Linked DNA regions of Homo sapiens: region 1 is linked to region 2. A link is an interaction called in ENCODE POLR2A ChIA-PET data of the cell type or tissue named here. Cell type or tissue: MCF 10A. All regions are shown on one strand. Links, peaks and the distances in the headings refer to the core of each region. The heading gives the core; the rest is flanking DNA. Region 1 has its middle 120 kb from the start of LINC02380. Region 2 has its middle 59 kb from the start of LINC02380.

Region 1 (5,392 bases), core at 251-5,250, 57 kb after region 2:
TCATGTCAAAAATTTGATTTTATTCTGATTCTGGAGAACCATCACAGGTTCTCAAGCAACAAGAGCACTCAGGCATCACTCAGCCATGACGATGGATTGAAAAGGTGCCAGATGACAGGCAGGAGCTGGGTTGATGAACTCTTGTCTAGATTAGGGAAGTGGTAATGAGAAGCAATAGGATGGAAGAAATACAAAAATTATTTTGTCAGTAGAATTTGGAGGTATCCAAGTGGATTTGGGAAGTGTAATTTCCAAAGTTTGGGCAATGGGGTGGATGCAAATACCCTTCTATTTTCTTGCTACCTTCTATTACCATTTAATTATCATGTAACCTTTACAACAGAAGTTCCCAACCCGAAGGCCATAGACTGGTACAGCCCTGTTAGGAACCTGACTACACAGCAGAAGATAGGTGGTGGGTGAGTGAGCGAAGCTGATCTCTGCCTCCTGTCAGATCAGTGGTGGCATTAGATTCTCTTAGGGTCACAAACCCTACGGTGAACTGCACATGCCAGGGATCTAGGTTGCGTGCTCCTTTTGAGAATCTAATTCCTGATATCTGTTACTGTCTCCCATCACCCTCAGATGGGACCGTCTATTTGTCAGAAAACAAGCTCAGGGCTCCCACTGATTCTACATCATGGTGTGTATGTAATAATAATAGAAAAAAGTGCACAATAAATGTAATGCGCTTGAATCATCCTGAAACCATCCCCCTTGACCCCTGCCCTGTCCATGGAAAAAATTGTCTTCACAAAACCAGTTCCTGGTCCCAAAAAGGTTGGGGACTGCTGCTTTAGACCGCCACCTAAAGGGTCCACATGTAGGTTTTCCCTTCCCTTGTGGGAAGAGAATCATCCCTGTGCTTTGCCCTTTCCTATAGAAACGTGGTTGGATACCCACATTTATACAAAGTCTGGCTATAACTATTTTCCCATGAGTTTTGTGAACCGGGGATTAAAAAAAATAATAAAAGAAATTCAGCAACAAAATCTTGGTCTTTAAAGCTCTGGGATTCATTTGAATCAAATGTTGCCATGGTTTCAAGAGTCTGAAATCAACATTTCAAGGTAATCCCAAGATCTAGATATTGCTGCAGCATTCAGGTATCAAGGAACAATCAAAGTGCCATACTCCATTAGTGACAGAACTCTGTTAAGGTTGTGCAAGTGCCTCAAATTGGTATTCAGCTTAATCACTGATACCGTATTACTAATTATAGCATGACACCATACAAAAGTGGTACTTTTTAAAAGGCTGGCAAATGGCATTATTTTAATAAGTCATTAGGAAATTGCTTTTTGAGGATGCAATGAAAGTACAAGTTTCTCAATTAGGGGAATTATGTGGAGTTGATGAGATATTTGAGCACGCATGATCTGCAGCTAGCGGTCCATTTGAAGCAGGCCAAGCCATTGAGAGGGCTGGCTAATGAGATCCAAGATGATCTGATTAATTGTAGGAGAAAAATGATAATAGAGGCTATAAATGGAGGGTGTTACAAGACTACTTGTCTCCCAGGCTACAACCACGGAACGCTCCCAACTTTCACCGTCAAGATGGGCACGGTAGCTCATGCCTGTAATCCTAGCACTTTGGGAGGGTGAGGTGGGCAGATCACAAGGTCAGGAGATAGAGACCATCCTAGCTAATGCAGTGAAACACTGTCTCTACTAACAATACAAAAAAATGAACCAGGCGTGGTGGCATGTACCTATAGTCCCAGCTACTCGGGAGGCTAAGGCAGAAGAATCGCTTGAATCCGGGAGGCGGAGGTTGCAGTAAGCCGAGATCGCACCACTACACTCCAGCCTGGGCAACAGAGCAAGACTCTGTCTCGAAAAAAAAATAAAAAAAAAATGTCAAGATAGACCTGATTTTTGAGAGGATTATGCAACTTTGTCTAATGACACATATGAGCAAGAAAAATAAATGATTATTAGTTGGCTGGACAACTCAAAAATATGGAATTTGTGTTTTGGATTTATTAGTAACCTAGAGAATAGTTGTTTGAGATAGGAAGCAAAATGAGAGGTGGTAACAAGTTCAAGAATAAAAGATCTTGCAGTTCTTTCCATGCCCACAATATTTTGTTCAGAAACTTTCATCCACAAAAATTTATACCTAAGTTTGAAAAGCATTATGTGGGCTCTACATGTGTGTATACTGTGTATGTTCAAGTGTGTGTATGAGAAAGGATGAAGGAAAGAAACAGAGCACATTTCTTGCTTTATTTTCACATTTGGCAAAGAGTATTCATCCTACATCTCAGATTACCAGTTATACTATTTGGAAAGGCTCAGGAATGTTTTCTTTGACAATTTTTGCCTTCAAGAAACTGTGTTTTTCTGAGGCTCCAGTTATTGATCATTCTCAGAAATGGGTTTCTATATATAAAAAGCCAAGACACTTTTCTAAGTATGAAATTTTCACCTGGAAATTGAGAGCCCTGTTTGAGTTCCTCAAGGCTCAGTGTTCCCGGAGTTTGCAGTGACTCAGAAGATTTGGAAATGCTTGCTCAACCTTAATGTCCAAACACTTCAAAATCTTTTGAATTCTACCTTTATTTTGACTTTGAAAGAGCTTGCATTTGACAGATGTGCTATAAATCTTCCCAGTTTGTCATCTGTGGGTGAGATAAATTGAAGTCAAATAGGAACAATAGCCATTAACACATTGGGGTCTGATGAACAATGCTTAGATTGGAGGAAGTTATATATATACATATATATACACACACACACACACACATATACATACAGTATGTATATACATAACATACATAGCATCATTCTTAAGACCAGTTGGAAAATGTCTGGTGACATTAATGGGACGGCATATATGGGCATAAGTGGCTCAGGGCCTATAGATGAAACTTTTCCTCCCTGAAACTTCGGGACAGATTATACATTATCTACTTGAGTTACCAAAGATACAGAGCCCAACTCTGTATTTTAGGAAATTAAACTATGAAATAAGATTCTTAAAAATTAAAAAAGACATGAATACTGCTTAGTCATTTTGTTAGGTGTTTGAGGTAACTTGTAGTCTGAAGACATTACGACTTCAGTCTTACACAGAGCAAAATTCGTGGAATGACTCGGTTGATCTCAGCATGTAGGAGAACAGACACATTTTTCAAAAGCAGCAATTGACTTGTTAAAGGTTTGACATATCACAAACATTTTGATTTTGTGATCAGACTGGATAGTGATTTACTTATCCACTGACTTCACTGTCAGGTAATTTATAAGTTTACTTCTCAGCTGAGAAGTGTGGAAAATCTTAGGAGGAATTCAGAGGGCAAAGAGGAGGAAACACAAAGATGTAATAAAGGCTATAGTGGTTGCTAAAACGACAAGAAAAACAAATGGAAATCATTTGATTTGCACTGCACCTGTGAGAGAAGAAATTATGGTCCCTTTTTACATCTGAATCTCACAGGTCTATTTTGAGAGTTGAGAGATCTGTGTGAGGTACCTAATTCACTCTTCTCAAACAGCCTTCACTTTAAGAGAACTCAACTGTGAAATTTATAGAAATTATTTCTGAAGCTAAGAAGAAAGTTCAAATACCTTTTGCTTTTCACTATTTCATCAAAACTCTTCTAAAATCCCGAGACACAATGTAGTGTGGTGTGATTAAGATAGGCCAAGTCATAGGTTGCTATAATTATTAAAAACCTTGGTTTATCCTTGTGTACAAGGAATAGAATCTCTCAACCTATCTCATGTCATTAACCTTCCCAAGGAGCAGGGTAATGTGGTTACTGCTTTTGGTACCTGAAAGATTCCAAGACTTGAGGCACTGAGAAACAAAGTGTTTGGCTGAGAGATCAGATAAGAGAATAGCAGACGAACCAGTATGGATGGCTCCTGGCCATGCGTGTCACTGTCTCACCAGAAGCCATCTACTTCTTTTAAGATGTGACATTATTAGTTTACACTGTAGCATCAAACAAGTTACTCAAATGTTAGCTCACACAACACTGATCATCAATCTGATATTTAATGTTATGTTATTCAATAATAGTAATACAGTACATTTATTTATTTAACAAGTATTTCTTAAATACTAACTGTGCATCAGTCACCGTATTAGGTACTGGGAACCCAGAAATAAATGAGAAGTGGTACCTGACTGAGGAGCCGAGTCTCATGAAGGAGACAGACACAGAAATTAATAAACACAATTCTTGAAAGGGCAGAGAGAAGCACAGTAGTGTAGGAGCCCAAACATATAGTTAATGTCAATTAACCAATAATTCATTCTTAGACCTTTCTATACCTCATTCCCTAGCATGATGCTGGGCACATGCAGGCAATTGATAAATGTGTATTTGGATGGATGGATGGATGGATGGATGGATGGTTGGATGGATAAATGGTTGATGGGTAGATGGGTGGAAAAGTGGATGAGTGGATGAGTGGATGAGTTAATGAGAAGAGTGAGTGAGTAAACAAAAATAAATTGACAACTCAGGAAATAATATTCTGTCAGGTCATGTGTTCTCATTTTAGGTTTGGGAAATCTGGCCAAGGTAATTGGAAAGTACGGTAGAATTCATTGACATATCTGGATATTATTCAGAAAGGCTTAAGATAATACTGCAGATGGTAAAATAAAAAGTTAGAGAGCCAGTTAATTGTTTCTCCATAGATACACATACAGTTAACTTCAACTCACTTGTTTATTTATTTGTGATTATCCTCAGCTCAAGCATCATTTTTTCAGAGATAACTTTCCAGGCTCCCAATCCCACACATGGTCTAGGTCAGGGCATTTATTAAACAATCTCAAAGAATCATGTACTGTTGCTTCATCACACTGGTCTCTGCATATTCTTATGCATACAATAGTTTGTGTTATTTATTTTTAGATTCATGCCTGTCTCCCCTAGAAGAATATAAGATCAAAAAGAAGAGTCGGAGCCTCATCTGTTTTTGCTTCCCAGAGATAGCATCAACATCTAAGACAGTATTTGGCATGTAAAAGGTGCTAAATAAATATTTGTTGAATAGGTAAAGAGAAGCACTCCTGTCTCACTGACTGAAATACTGTGAATATGCAAGAAGCAATGCTTTTTCAGAACTCTGTAAATGTTTGCTATTCAAAAAAAAAAAAAGGTTTTTACCGCTCATATATAGACACTAAAGAAATATTCATTTCTTTTAAGAAAAATGTATATGGCTTCACTTGAATCACATTGGTCTCAATCATTCAGATAACTCCAGCAAGTGGAGGCTGGAAAATGTCATTGCTGGAATTGTAGAGAGTTAATACATAATATACATAATACCCTTTTCTTCTTTCTCCTGATTTAGGACCAATGGATAAATAAAGGTGATGCATTGACAATTATGGTATCAGCACCGGCAGGCCCATTGAAAGA
Region 2 (5,392 bases), core at 105-5,104:
ATGGGAAGCTCGTAAATTACATTTTAAAATGGTTTTCTTTCAACTACCCTTCTTCATAAGGCAAGCTCAAAAGGATATTAAACTGAAAACTTTTTCTTAACTGTAATCATATTCAACTAAAAATGTAGACCATTGCAGCATATGTATCTCCACTTTTTAATGTTAATAAGAATCATAACAAATGACAGCAATTTATTGAAAACTTAAAGACACCACTCGCTTTACCTCATTGAAATAAACACCAACCCAATTCACAGGAAAAAGAACTGAGAGTTAGAGAGATGAAGTAGTAACTTATGGGAAGGTCAGCAAACAAAGGCCCATAGGCGAAATCCAGCTCACCATCTGTTTTTGTTTGGCCTAAGAGCTAAGCATGGTTTTCACATTTTTAAATGATTAAAAGGGGTCAAAAATAATATCTTTTGACATGTAAACATGAGAAGAAATTCCAAGACTATAAATAAAGCACTATATTTTGAGTGCTGTGTCCCTCCAAAATCCATAGGTTGAAACCTAATCCCCAATGTAATGGTGTCAGGAGGTGAGACCCTTAGGAGGTGATTAGTTCATGCAGGCATAGTCCTTATGAATGGGATTAGTGTCCTTATACAAAGAGGCCCCAGAGAGCTAACTGGTCCTTTCCACCATGTGAGGACACAGCTAGAGGCTCCATCTATGAAGCAGAGAGTAGGCCCTGAGCAGACACTGCATCTGCCAGAGCCTTGTTCTTGGACTTCCCACCCTCCAGAGCTATGAGAAATAAATTGCTGTTGTTTTTACACTACTCCGTTTATGGTATTTTGTTATAGCAGCCCAAACAGATGAAGACATAAAGTTTTATTGGAACACAGTTACACCCATTGGTTTATGTATAGTCTGTAGCTGCTTTCACTCTACAATGGCAGAGTCAAATGACTGCAACAGAGACTATCTGGCCCACAAAGCCAAAATATTTACAGCTGACTCTTTACAGAAAGTTTACTGACCCCTGGCAGAAGAGCACTTAGCTGTTGGTGGGATTTAAAGCTGAGTTTCTCTGGCTCCAAAGTGAGTAACAGTAGCAAATTTCTTTATTTTGTGTCTACTGTGTCCCAAACACAGTCAAAGCCATGTTTAAAAATCTCATTTTAGCCTCAAAAATTATCAACATTTTTTAGTTAAGAAAACCGAGGTTAGAGACCTTAAGTCACTTACCCAAGGCTACTAAGCTAGCTCTGTGAAGCTCCATGCCCTCTTTACTATTATGCCCATACCCGAACCCCACTCTACTCCAGAAAAGGACAAAGAGCCTCTTAAATTTAACATTGTCATTCCACCCACTGAAAACTATAGCCTCTAGGTGCTATAGTTTTTCTCTTTCTGGTGTAGGAAGAGCAGGAAAACCTAAATTGAGGCTCTAACCCAAAGAAAGACAGGTCAATTTCAGCCAGAAAGACTGGATAGCCCCAAGACCATTCATCCAAATGTTTTTAACTTTTTATTTCACTCTGAGAGCCAGGCTTCAGAAACCTCCAGCTGTCACACATTTGGTGAGAACTCAGAAAAGTAAAACTGATGTGATTGAAGGACTGAAGATAAATATGCCAGGTTCACAACAAAAAAGGCAGGGAAAACATCTATGAATATTTGAAAGATTGTACATCAAAGGAGAAAGGAAATGAGAAATTGCTTGGTGCTATCCAAGGAAAATTGTACACTGATAAAATGGAGCATCAAAAAGCATAAGCTATTTGGAAGCATAGAGAGTGTGCAGCACACTCAGCCCAAAGCAAGATTTCTCAGCCCCTTCAAGAAGGGATGGAGACCCACCAAACTGGTCAGCCAGCTCCAGAAAACAGAATGTTCCAGTTGGGCTTTACTCCTTTTGTTCTCTTACAGTGCAGGTTCTTTCCTTGAAAACTTCATAATGGCAAGAAAGAGATGGATTGAGAATGGCTGCTTCTTACCTTGTGGAGTAGATGAGACCCTCCCTCAGAATTCACATGAGCAGGTAAGATTGAGGTATGGAAGCATGGAGGCTGCAGAACACACTCTCCACTCACATGAAGTATCTCTGGTCCCCTGCAGGGCCACTTTGGGATGAGGAGAGGGGAGTGCAATGGTTGTACCTGAGAGAGGAGGGAGGACACTTTGATGCAGTGAGAAACTATAAAGAAAGACATAGAAGAGCCATTGATCAGAGCTATGTTATTGCCAATTGGGATCCCTTGGGCAGGTTTTGGGTCCCACACAGGAAGAAGATGGGCACAAGTAGATCTACTTCAGGAACCTGAGAGAGTATGACTGAGATGAGAAGGAAGCTCTTTGCCCGGCCTCTGCTAGGACTCAAGCTCAGATCTGGTGCCCCAAAACCAGAAGACTTGGGAGTGTGAGGAGATGTCACCCTTCATGGGAACACCAGTATTCTCATGACATCAGAGAACAGCAAAAGTGCTTCACCAAAGGGTCTGCAGCAACAGGTATGGACAGGTAGAAGGCAGCTTCGGAGAGGAAGAAGTTGATGGATAGAAGAAGTGGATGTTAGTGACCTCAATCAACTGACTGTGAATCTGGAAAGACTCCCCAAAATAAGGGAGAGGATGCATTTTGGATGAGGGAAGATCTAAAGTCTTATTATTTTCCTCATGAGGTAATATTTAGCTAGTAGATTTGGGAGCTATACCTATACCAAATAAACTATAAACATTTTGCAGCATTTTTCTGTTAATTTCTATTGCTCATCACTACACAATTAAAAAAACCTCTTCCTGGCAGAGGTTGTCAGTAGCTTTTCTCACTCGGTCTTGCCTGAGCCTGTTGTTCTGTACTCCAAGCTCTTCCACAACCACATGTGTAGGCTGCTTACTGGTATCAGAGCCTTTCTCTCAGTCTCTCTGTCTTCAATTGTTCAATGTTTACATTTTAAGTACAGCAACTTCATCAGCTGAAATCCTCCAACTCTAGACACACTCATTCCCTGATTTGCTTCTGCAGATGTTCTTGCAATAGACTTGGTTCTTCTGTATATTCTCTGCACAGGGCAACAGGTCTGTTAGATTTTCTCTTTTTGCATGATGCCTCTTTCTGTCTCTTGCTTAGTCTGTCTCATTCTGTTCTGCATAACTTTGATGTCCCATGCCATAAAATCAAACATGGATTTTCAGTGGAAAGAAAAAAATTCCAGGCTGCCTATTATCTGGAAAAAGATTGCCCATATAGAAAAGACAGTACACCTGGAGTCACATTGTCAAATGTCCCATAGCACAAAGCAGCCTGGGATTTAATGATGAGCCAGCTCTTGCCCAATATTTATATCTGACACACATACACTAAACGGTCAAGCCTTTCACAATACAAATTTTGAAATGCTGTGTTTGAAACTGTAGGAAATAGTCTAAAGCAATATAATAGCTGCATTTATGAAGCAGATACATTTTCTAGAAGCATTTTTAATCTCATTGCATCTTAACAATAACTCTGCAAAGTGGGCATTACCCTCATTTTATAAAAGAAAAACCAGAAGTGCAGAAAGCTTAAGAAACTAGCAACCTCTTCAAGGTCATACTGAAGGTAGGAGTGCTAGAAATCTAACCTTGGTGCCTGCATTCAAAGTCTGGTCTCCTTCCCCATTGCTTCATTGTCCAGCAAGAAAATGGTAACATACTACATTTATCCACATTCTAAAATGCATACTGTCCAAGGAAATTTTTCATCTTTTATTATCTCAGGGCCATCCCGAAAGTACAAGGGCAGTCATTCGTATTAAATAAATGAGTATTAAATATCAAATTTTAATCTTTGTCAATTTGATAAAGATGAATAGTGTTTGATTTTAGCATGTATATCTTCAGTTACTAATGAAATTTGACTTTTTTTTAGTATTGGCCATTAATTTTATTCTTTAATAAATTGCCTATTTATGTCCTTTGTTCTTTTTTCTATTGTGATTTGAGTTTTCCTTACAGATTTTGAAGATCTCTTTATAGAGTGAAACCATTAATCACTTAGCCATCATATTCTTTGTAAGCACTTTATCCCAATTTATCATTTGCCTTTTAGTTTTGATTAAGGTGATCGTTTATATGCAAGCACATAGAATACTTGCACATTTGAGTAAGTTTTTAGATTTGCGTTTGCATGCAATGTTCCTTTAGCTTTGCACCCAATTTTCTCAAGAGTTGTAAGGTTCAGGTGGAATTATGTTGCATTAACTAAACTTCCATAGATGGCTTTATAAACTAAAAATGCATTTACTAATTTACAATTAGGACTACACCCTAGCAGTAACACAAATACCACATGGGCAATTTGGGATATAAAAATCACTTTGCCCCATTGTGTTATATCTTGGAGTCCATATGTATTAGTTCTCATGCTGCTAATAAAGATACACCTGAGACTGAGTAATTTATAAAGAAAAAGAGGTTTCATGGACTCTCAGATCCACATGGCTGGGGAGGCCTCACAATCATGGTAGAAGGCAAAAGGCACATCTTACATGGTGGCAGGCAAGAGAAAATGAGGGTGAAGCAACAGGGGAAACCCCTTATAAAACCATCAGCTCTCATAAGACTTATTTACTACCATGAGAACAGTATGAGAGAAACTGCCCTCATGATTCAATTATCTCCCTCCCACAATACATGGGAATTATGCAAGCTAAAATTCAAGATGAGATTTGGGTGGGGATACAGCCAAAGCGTATCACCATATTATATCTGGACCTGTTTCTTTCCCTTTCTAGCAGGGAAAGACTCTCAGAAATGACTCAGAGTGACAGAGGTCATTCATAGCATAACCAGAAATGAGCATTCAAGTCTCTTCATCACTGTCTTCAGTTAAAATATATATATATATATATATATATATATATAAAAGTTTTGATCAGAACACAGCTTTTTAATTGTACCAAGCATGAAAAAACAACACAAACATTTTACTTTGCAAAATGTATATATCATTTAATACTTTAAAAACTGAGGAAAACAAATGTAAAGTTGTCTAGGAAAACAGACAACTTCATGATTTGTTTGTCATCTTCTCCCTCTTCGTCCTAACATAATATGTAGTATATCCCATGACAGCTCATAAAGTGTACCACTGCCACCAAATCACTAGCTTTTATGGAGACAGTAATGAACATAAGACACCTTAGTAGGAGTTATAAAAATGTAGACACTTCTAACACTAAAAAAACAAGCGGAAGTATTTTGTAAACCAAAAATATTCAAATGCCTTGAGAAACGGGGATGTTTGAAACCAAAACTACAGCAACTACTGCATAAATATCTGCAGTTTTACCAATATGCTATTTCTCCAGGATTTACAGCTATTCACCATTTTTAATACTCTGGGCCTGACTTGTTCAAAAATAGTTTGCAAGTGTTTTGAGGAAGTCCCAGTTGATTTTAAA

What was found. ChIA-PET counts read pairs that join two places held together with the same protein. Peaks named below come from ENCODE experiments on the same cell type or tissue, not always from the same donor. Only the 100,000 strongest peaks of a DNase experiment are listed, where the experiment ranks them.
Region 1: POLR2A ChIA-PET joins it to region 2 with 5 read pairs; 2 of 35 experiments call an interaction of 5 or more read pairs at or near these places.

Annotation. Positions count from the first base shown.
Region 1 is chr4:57,306,960-57,312,351 of GRCh38, reverse strand. No RefSeq gene overlaps it. Among named protein-coding and RNA genes, the nearest start is that of LINC02380, 120 kb to the left of the region's middle. In MCF 10A, for the core only: no CTCF peak of the experiment used is centred there; a DNase peak (open chromatin) is centred at 2,491.
Region 2 is chr4:57,363,724-57,369,115 of GRCh38, reverse strand. No RefSeq gene overlaps it. Among named protein-coding and RNA genes, the nearest start is that of LINC02380, 59 kb to the left of the region's middle. In MCF 10A, for the core only: no CTCF peak of the experiment used is centred there; no DNase peak of the experiment used is centred there.